Regions from separate parts of the Homo sapiens genome. Here region 1 is linked to region 2. Evidence: read pairs that join two places in POLR2A ChIA-PET (ENCODE). Cell type or tissue: MCF 10A. All regions are shown on one strand. Each heading gives the region's core, and the rest is flanking DNA. Links, peaks and the distances in the headings are about the cores only.

Evidence for each region. ChIA-PET counts read pairs that join two places held together with the same protein. Peaks named below come from ENCODE experiments on the same cell type or tissue, not always from the same donor. Only the 100,000 strongest peaks of a DNase experiment are listed, where the experiment ranks them.
Region 1: POLR2A ChIA-PET joins it to region 2 with 5 read pairs; 2 of 35 experiments call an interaction of 5 or more read pairs at or near these places.

The regions. Positions count from the first base shown.
Region 1 is chr14:73,648,829-73,653,421 of GRCh38, reverse strand. The region is part of intron 1 of DNAL1 (dynein axonemal light chain 1); the gene reads right to left. Among named protein-coding and RNA genes, the nearest start is that of DNAL1, 6.1 kb to the right of the region's middle. In MCF 10A, for the core only: no CTCF peak of the experiment used is centred there; no DNase peak of the experiment used is centred there.
Region 2 is chr14:74,268,188-74,273,098 of GRCh38, reverse strand. No RefSeq gene overlaps it. Among named protein-coding and RNA genes, the nearest start is that of VSX2, 31 kb to the right of the region's middle. In MCF 10A, for the core only: no CTCF peak of the experiment used is centred there; a DNase peak (open chromatin) is centred at 2,518.

The DNA.
Region 1 (4,593 bases), core at 495-4,494, 620 kb after region 2:
GATGATCGCACCACCACATTCCAGCCTGGGCAACAGGGCAAGCCTGTCTCTAAAAAAATTAAATTAGATTAAATCAAATTAATTAGAGCCAAACAGCCATCTGCTTACTAAAGGTCACACGCATACTCTGAGTTCCCCCCCAAAACACACCTCTGTTCAACTTTGGGACTTCCAGAGTTCATATGAACCAACCAATCAGAACTCACCTGAATCAACCAATCAGCTCACTTGACTCAACCAATCAAGGCCCAGCTGTATCAACAAACCAGAACTGAATGAGTTTGAATCCTTTATTTGCATAAACAGACCTGACTGAGAAGGTGGGCAGGAACTTTTGCTATAAAACTCAAGCCCTCCCTTTGTTCTCTGGAACACACCTTCCTTCTATACCTAAGGATGCATCTAGCCATATGCAAACTGTTCATTGAAATAAAGTCTCTTCCCTCCATTTTCCTTTTGAGAGAATTTTTGTTCACAAATATATACCATTATGTCTAGAAAGTAAAGACATACTAATAAGCAACCCTTGGGTTAAAAAGAAAATTATAAAATAATGAAAGAAAAAAAGTCAAAATTTGGGGAATATAATACTAAGAAGGAAACTTACAGATTCAAATATATTTGTCAAAAAATAAGAGATAGAAAACAAATGAGATAGGCGTTCACACATTTGGCAAAGTACATCATTACAAACCCAAAGAAGGTAGAAGGAAATACAAAGGAAAAAGTCAATGAAAAACAGAACGAGGGGATAAAATAATTAACAAAACTAAAAGTTGGTTCTTAAATCCCTGGCAAGCCTGATTGAGCAAAAAAGAAGGCAATACAAATTGAAAATATAAAATGAGCCAGGCATGGTGGTTCATGCCTGTAATCCCAGCGCTTTGGGAGGCTGAAGTAGGAGGACTGCTTGAGCCCAGGAGTTCGAGACCAGCCTGGGCAAGGCAGTGAGACTTTGTCTCTACAAAAAATAAAAAAAAATTAGACCGTGGTGGCACTGGGCGTGGTGGCACATGACTGTGGTGCCAGCTACTCTGGAGGCTGAGGTGGGAAGATCATTTGACCCAGGGAGAGAGGGTGCAGTGAGCCAAGATTGCACCACTACACTCCATCCTGGGCAACAGAGCAAGACCCTGTCTCAAAAAATGTATATAACCTGAACAACATAGCAAGACCCCGTCTCTACAAAAAAATACAAATATTAGCCAGGCATAGTGGAAGGCACCTGTAGTTACAGCTACTGGGGGGCTGGGGAACTGGGCAGGGGCTGAGGCGGGAGGACCACTAGAGCCCGGGAGGTCAGGGCTGCATGAGCCTAAATGGTGCCACTGCACTCAGCCTGGGTGACAAAGCAAGATCTTGTCTCAAAAAACAAACAAACAAAAACCACACATACACATATACAGAAAAAGAGAGAGAATACAGAGAAATAACTATAGACACAGAGATTTTAAAAATAAAATATGGCTGGGCACAGTGGCTCACGCCTGTAATCCTAGCACTTTGGGAGGCTGAGGCGGGTAGATCACTTGAGGTCAGGAGTTTGAGACCAGGCTGGCCAACATGGTGAAACCCCGTCTCTACTAAAAATACAAAACTTAGCTGGGCATGGTGATGTGCACCTGTATTTCCAGCTACTTGGGTGGCTGAGGCAGAAGAATTGTTTAAATCCAGGAGGTGGAGGTTGCAATGAGCCGAGATTGCGGCATTGCACTGCAGCCCGGGCAGCAGAGCAAGACTCTTGTCTCCAAAATAAAAAATAAATATCGTAAGCAAACATATGGCAATAAGGTTTAAAACCCAGACAAGGCATACATTTCTATAAAAAACATAAAAGTGTCAAAACTGTCATAAGAATCAAGAAAATTTGAATAGACCAATACTATTTAAAATATTAAAATGATAGATTTACCCTTATCCTCTTCCCCCAATACTCCAAGCCTAGACACTTTTACAATTGAGTTCTACTAAGCTTTCAAGGGTATTCCCTGTAACAAGTTGTTTCAGAAACCAGAAAAAGAGGGAAAGTTGCCAACTTATTTTAAGAGGCTAGTATAACCTTGATGCCATAACCACATAAGGAGCCCAATTTACTTTTCAACATGGATTTGAAAATCCTAGATACAATATTATATCTTCAAGCTGGACATGGTGGCTCATGCCTGCAATCCCAGCACTATGGGAAGCCAAGGCTGGAGGATCACTTGAGGCCAGGAGTTTGAGACCAGCCTGGACAACACAGCAAGACCCCATCTCTACAAAAAGAAAAAGAAACAGAAAAAAAAATATTAGATTGTCAAAGCCAATGGTGTTTATTGAACCATGATCAAGAATAGATTATCCCAAGAGTACAAGGAACACAACAAAAGAATCTATAAATATAACTAATTAATGGATTAGAGGGGAAAGTCACATTTATTTCAATAAGCATGGAAAAAGTACTTGATAAAGTTCTACATTTGATGTTAAAAGCTCTCAGCAGCTGGGTTTGGTGACACATGCCTGTAGTCCCAGCTACTCAGGAGGCTGAGGCAGAAGGACTGCTGGAGCCCATAATTGAAGGCCAGTCTAGGCAATATAGTAAGACCCCAGCTCTTTAAAAAATAAAATAAAAGCTCTCAGCTAAAAATTAAAGGGCAATTGCCTGGCCAGGCACAGTGGCTCACACCTGTAATCCCAGGACTTTTGGAGGCTGAGGTGGGAGGATTTCTTGAGGTCAGGAGTTTGAGAACAGCCTGGGCACCATAGCAAGACTCCCGTCTCCAAAAATAAAATAAAAAATAAATAAAAAGAAAGGGAAATTCCTTGATAAAAGCTATATAACAAAACTCTATAACAAACACCATACTTAATGGAGAAATGCATTTATTTCAGCAAATATTAATTGTCTATTATCTACCAAGCATTCCTCTATGTGTTTAGGTATATCAATGAACAAAACAGAGATTCCTGCCTTCATGGAGCTTACATCTATTAGAAGGAGCAGATGATAAAAATATATACAGTTGGCCCTCCATATCCTCAGGTTCCACATCTGCAGATTCAACCCACCAAGGATAGAAAACATGTGAAAAAAATCCACTAAAAAGTAACAATAACAACAATAAAAAATAATACAAATTGTAAAAACAATGGCCAGGTGCAGTGGCTCATGCCTATAATCCCAGTACTTTGGGAGGCTGAGGTCAGAGGATCACTTGAGGCCAAGAGTTGAAACTAGCCTGGACAATATAGTGACACCCCATCTCTACAAAAAATAAAGATAAAAAAATTAGCCAGGCAAGGTGGCATGTACCTGTAGTCCTAGGTACTCAGGAGGCTGAGGCAGGGGGACTATTTGAGCCCAGGAGTTCAAGGTTGCAGTGAGCCATGATTATGCTACTATACTCCAGCCTGGGCTACAGAGTTAGACCCTATCTCAAAACAAAACAAAACAAAACAAAAATACAGTATAACAACTATTTAAATAATATTTACATTGTATTGCATAGTATAAGTAACCTAGAGATGATTTAAAGTATACAGGAGGATGTGTGTAAGTTATATGCAAATACCACACCATTATATGTAAGGGACTTGAATGTCCATAGATTTCAGTATCCTAGGGAGTCCTGGAACCAATCCCACATGAATACCAAGGGAGAACTGCATACAATAAGAAAATTATATAGTATATTAGAAGGTAACAATTACTAAGGAAAAAGAAAACACTGGAGGTGAGTAAAGGGTATCAGAATGTATGTAAATGTGTGTGGAGGATGTTAGTTTCAAATAAAATGGTCAAAGTGGGCCTAACTAGGAAGGTAACATTAAATATATTCCCTTTAGAAATCTCAAACAGCCCGGGCGCGGTGGCTCACACCTGTAATCCCAGCACTTTGGGAGGCTGAGGCGGGCGGATCACGAGGTCAGGAGATCGAGACCATCCTGGCTATCATGGTGAAACCCCATCTCTACTAAAAATACAAAAAATGTGCCGGGCGTGGTGGCAGGCGCCTGTAGTCCCAGCTACTCGGGAGGCTGAGGCAGGAGAATGGCGTGAACCCGGGAGGCGGAGCTTGCCGTGAGCCGAGATCGCGCCACTGCACTCCAGCCCTGGCGACAGAGCGAGACTCCGTCTCAAAAAAAAAAAAAATGTCAAACACATCAGCCGGGCACTGTGGCTCATGCCTGTAATCCCAGCACTTTGGGAGGCTGAGCTGGGTGGATCATGAGGTCAAGAGTTCGAGACCAGCCTGGTCAACATGGGGAGACCCCCGTCTCTACTAAAAATATGAAAATTAGCCAGGCGTGGTGGCGGGTGCCTGTAATTCCAGCTATTCGGGAGGCTGACGAGGAGAATTGCTTGAACCCAGGTGGTGGAGGATGCAGTGAGCCCAGACTGCACCACTGCACTCCAGCCTGGGCAACAGAGTGAGACTCTGTCTCAAAAAAACAAAAACAAAAACAAATCTCAAGCACATCAAGGATCACTTCTAATCACCACTATGAATAATAATTATTATTTATAATAATTAATATATATATTTATTATTCTTCTGGCCGAGAGAAGATATTTTCAACATGAAACCAATGAGGACCAATATTTAGAAT
Region 2 (4,911 bases), core at 354-4,353:
CAGGTGACAGAGGAAGACCCTATCTCAAAAAAAAAAAAAAGTAATAGTAGAGATACAGAGTGAATAATAAAATGTAGTGAACTGGATTTGTTTTTGTTTTTGTCTTGAGGCGGAGTTTCACTCTTGTTGCCCAGGCTGGAGTGCAATGGCGTGATCTTGGCTCACCACAACCTCCACCTCCTGGGTTCAAGCAATTCTCCTGCCTCAGCCTCCCGAGTAGCTGGGATTACAGGCATGCGCCACCACACCTGGCTAATTTTGCATTTTTAGTAGAGACAGGGTTTCTCCATGTTGGTCAGGCTGGTCTGGAACTCCCAACTTCAGGGGATCTGCCCGCCTTGGCCGCCCAAAGTGCTGGGATTATAGGCGTGAGCCACCACCCCCGGCTAAGAGTTTTGTGTTGTTGTTGTTGGTGTTGAGATAAGAGTCTTGCTCCGTCTCCCAGGCTGGAGTGCAGTGGCACCATCTTGGCTCCCTGCAGCCTCCACCTCCTAGGTTCCAGGGATTCTCCTACTTCAGCCTCCCGAGTAGCTGGAATTACAGGCATGCGCCACTACGCTCAACTAATTTTTTTATTTTTAATAGAGACGGGGTTTCACCACGTTGACCAGGCTGGTCTTGAACTCCTGACCTCAACTGATCCTCCTGCCTCAGCCTCACAAAGTGCTGGGATTACAGGTGTAAGCCACTGCACCCGGCAAGTATTTTTTAAAGTACTACTAAAAGAGTCCTTCCCTTTATTTCTACCTGACTCCCTGACTATCCTACCAACTGTATGGTCTATGTGCCTTTGGGAGAACTTTCATTCTTCCAGCTATCATTGCACCTAGCCTGGAACAAAAGACTGGAAGAAAATACATTTAATATTTTCGGCTGGGCGCTTGAACCTGGGAGGCAGAGGCTGCAGTGAGCCGAGATCGCGCCACTGCACTCCATCCTGGGCAACAGAGCGAGACTCTGTCTCAAACAAAAAAAAAATTTTCATTGTCTCTCTGCCTAACCACTCACTCGCTCGCTCCTCCAATGCTTACTTGACGCTTCTAAAGGCAGAGGGCAGAGATGAAGAGGAAGGTGCCAGTTACAGGAGAGACGCAGAACCATGGCCCAGGGAGGCTAAATGTTTGGTTCAGAGACCCCAGAGCGTTTACGGAAGCCTCTTGGCCAGAAGGGATTGATAAGAACCAGGCAAAACAAATCCAAAAAGATAACTGACGTCAGGACCGGGGGAAATGTCCCAACAGGGAACTGAGTGGGGCAGTGACCACCAGCCATAGGGAAGGATACCAAGAAGCCAAAGGCTTGAGTGGTAACATGTTGTTCCCATTTCACAGCCCTTTATAGTTTACAAAGGAGCTTCTAGGACAATGGTGGAGTGGGCTGGTAAACAATTCTGATTAAGAACATCTAGAGGTGAACAAAATATAACAAAAACAAGTTTCACGCATGACTGGAATAGGAAACAAGAAAGGGAATCCCAGGTATGACAGTCAGAGTCAGAAGGTTGACTAGCACTTGCATTTTATTTATTTATGAGATGGGGTCTTGCTATGTTGCCCAGGCTGGAGTACAGTGGTGCAATCATGACTTACTGCAGCTTCAACCTCCTAGGTTCAAGTGATTTTGTAATTTTGTATTTTTTGTGGATTTGGAGTTTTGCTATGTTGCTCAGGCTTCTCTCAAACTCCAAGGCTCAAGTGATCCACCCACTTTGGCCTCCCAAAGTGCTAGGATTACAGGTGTGAGCCACTGTGCCCAGCCCTTAGGACTTGCATTTTATTTTTTAAATTAATTTAAATTAATTTTTTTTTTTTTGAGATGGAGTCTCTCTCTGTCACCCAAGCTGGAGTGCAGTGGCATGATCTCAGCTCACTGCAACCTCCGCCTCCCAGGTTCAAGCAGTTGTCCTGTCTCAGCCTCCTGAGTAGCTGGGATTACAGGCACCCGCCACCATGCCTGGCTAATTTTTTGTATTTTTAGTAGAGATGGGGTTTCACCATGTTGATCAGGCTGGTCTCGAACTCCTGACCTCAGGTGATCCACCCGCCTCGGCCTCCCAAAGTCCTGGGATTACAGGCATGAGCCACCACCCCTGGCCGGGACTTGCATTTTAAATGTCCACTTGGGGACAAAAGAGCCGACCTCATGGTGAGGACTGGAACGAACACTTAAACAATGGAAGTATTCACACAGAAAAAGAGAAGGAGAAAAGCTCGTTGTGGTCAATAACAAAACACACAAGCAGACAGTATGCTATGAGAGTAAAATATGCAACAAACAAAAAGCAAAATTACAAGGCAAAATTGGCAAATCCACAAAGCAGAAGATTTTAAACTCTAATTTCCCAAAATTAGAAAAAACATGTTTAATCACAAATGGAATATTTATGAAAATTAACCACATGCTAGCCCTAACCAAGTCTCAGTATATCAAAAGAGCAAGATGATGAACCATGATCTCTGATCATAGTGTAATAAAATTAGACCAAGCACAGTGACTCACGCCTGTAATCCCAGCACTTTGGGAAGCCGAGGCAAGTGAATCATCTGAGGTCAGGAGTTCAAGACCAGCCTGGCGAACATGACAAAACCCATCTCTACTAAAAATACAAAAATTAGCTGGGCGTGGTGGCAGGCTCCTGTAATCCCAGCTGCTCGGGAGGCTGAAGCATGAGAATCGCTTGAACCTGGGAGGTGGAGGTTGCAGTGAGCTGAGATCACGCCACTGCACTCCAGCCTGGGTGACAGAGTGAGACTCTGTCTCCAAAAAAAAAAAAAAAAAAAAAAAATTAGAAGGCAATAATAGAATCACTTCCCTCACAAAAATCCTAGAGCTTGGAAATTTCAAAACATTCAGAAGCTTAAAAATGGGATTTAATAAATATGTGAAACAGAAAATAAGTGAAAACTCTGTGCAGTCTTTTGGGATGCAACTCTAATAAAACTTAGACATGTATGATTTTTAAGGCCAGGCACTGTGGTTCACAGCTGTAATCCCAGCACTTTGGGAGGCCAAGAAAGGCAGATCGCTTGAGCTCAGGAGTTCGAGACCAGCCTGGGCAACGTGGTGAAACCCTGTCTCTACTGAAAAAAATACAAAAATTAGCCAGGCATGGTTGTGCACACCTGTGATCCCAGCTACTGGTCAGGCTGAGGTGGGAGGATCACTTGAGCCTGGGAGATGGAGATTGCAGTGAGCCATGTTCACACCACTGCACTGCAGCTTAGGCGACAAAGCAAGACGTTCTCAAAAAAAAAAAAAAAGAAATGTATGATTTTTAATATCTGTATTAGTAAATAATAAAGATTTAGAAAGAATGAGATAAGTGTTTAAGAAGCTAGCAAAAGCCCACTCTCCCCCAAAAAAGATACAAGGTAGGAAAAATTTTTTAAATAACAGCAAAATAAAACTGACTCAAGGAGAAATAAAGTTTAGTGCAAACCACCTCATCTCATTGGGCTTCACAACAGTGCTGTGCAGGACTGTTAGGACTGCAGTTTTATGCCTGAGCATACCAATACTTGAGGAAGTTAAGAAAGTAGTAAAGGCCAGGCACGGTGGCTCACGCCTGAAATCCTAGCACTTTGGGAGGCCAAGGCGGACAGATTGCCTGAACTCAGGAGTTCAAGACCAGCCTGGGCAACACGGTGAAACCTCATCTCTATTAAAATAAGTGGCAGCATGCACTTGTATTCCCAGCTACTTGGGAGGCTAAGGCAGAATTGCTTGAACCCAGGAGGCAGATGTTGCAATGAGCCGAGATCGCACCCCTGCACTCCAGCCTAGGTGACAGGGAGACTCCGTCTCAAAAAAAAAAAAAAAAAAAAAAAAAAAAGAGAGCAGTGGAGACTGCACTTAAACTCAGGTCTTCTAGATCCACTCTGATGTTCTTTCCATTTTTAGGTCACACTCTTCTCATCACGGGTTGTCTTCCCTGGGCCACGGCGCCTTGCACTTTTCCATATAGGAATGGTCCCGGATGAGGGAGGGCTATTGGGAAGTCTTCACCTTTCACGGTACTCTGCCCCTCCCTTCCTAAAAACTTGTGCCTTCTGCATGGAAACCATGCATGGACTGACTCCTGAATCACGGGACACTGTGGGAGACAGAAATGTGGGGTGGAGGAGAAAGAAGCGCTCCTGTTAGAGAATGCTGTTGTCCTTTGGTCCTTTGAACATCCTCCTATATCTGTTGCTGTTAAGCTCAGACTTGTCTTAATCTTTCCTTTCCTTTTTTTTTTTTTTTTCTTTTTGAGACGGAGTCTCCCTATGTTGCCCAGGCTGGTCTCAAACTCCTGAACTCTAGGGATCCTCCCACCTCAGCCTCCCAGTGGGCTGGAATTACAGTTGTGAGTCACCATGCCCAGCCTTAATTTCTTCCTTTCCTTCCCTTCCCCTTCCCCTTTCCCTTTTTCTTTTCTGCCTGCCTTCTTTTCTTCTTTCTTTTTTCACAGTCTTGTTCTGTCACCCAGGATGGAGTGTGGTGACACAATCTCAGCTCACTGCAACCTCCACATCCCGGGTTCAAGTGAGTCCCCAGCCTCAGCCTCGCAAGTAACTGGGACTACAGGCACACACCACCACACCCGGCTATTTTTGGTATTTTTTAGAAGAGACAGGGGGTTTCACCACGTTGGCCAGGCTGGTCTCAAACTCCTGGGCTAAAATGATCCACCCACCTCGGCCTCCCAAAGTGCTGGGATTACAGGTGTGAGCCACTGGTCCCAGCTCAGCCTTAATGTTTTCTTTTTCATAAATATATTCATCAATCTAATTCGTGTAATCATCTCTTTGATGGCTGCGAAGCTCTTTGTTGGCTGAGCATAGATTTGCCTTTTAATAATTTGTTTCTGCATCTGAGCGGGTAAAAACTGTTCTGGTCTACCCTCACTGAGGCTGTGTGGAGGAAATGGTG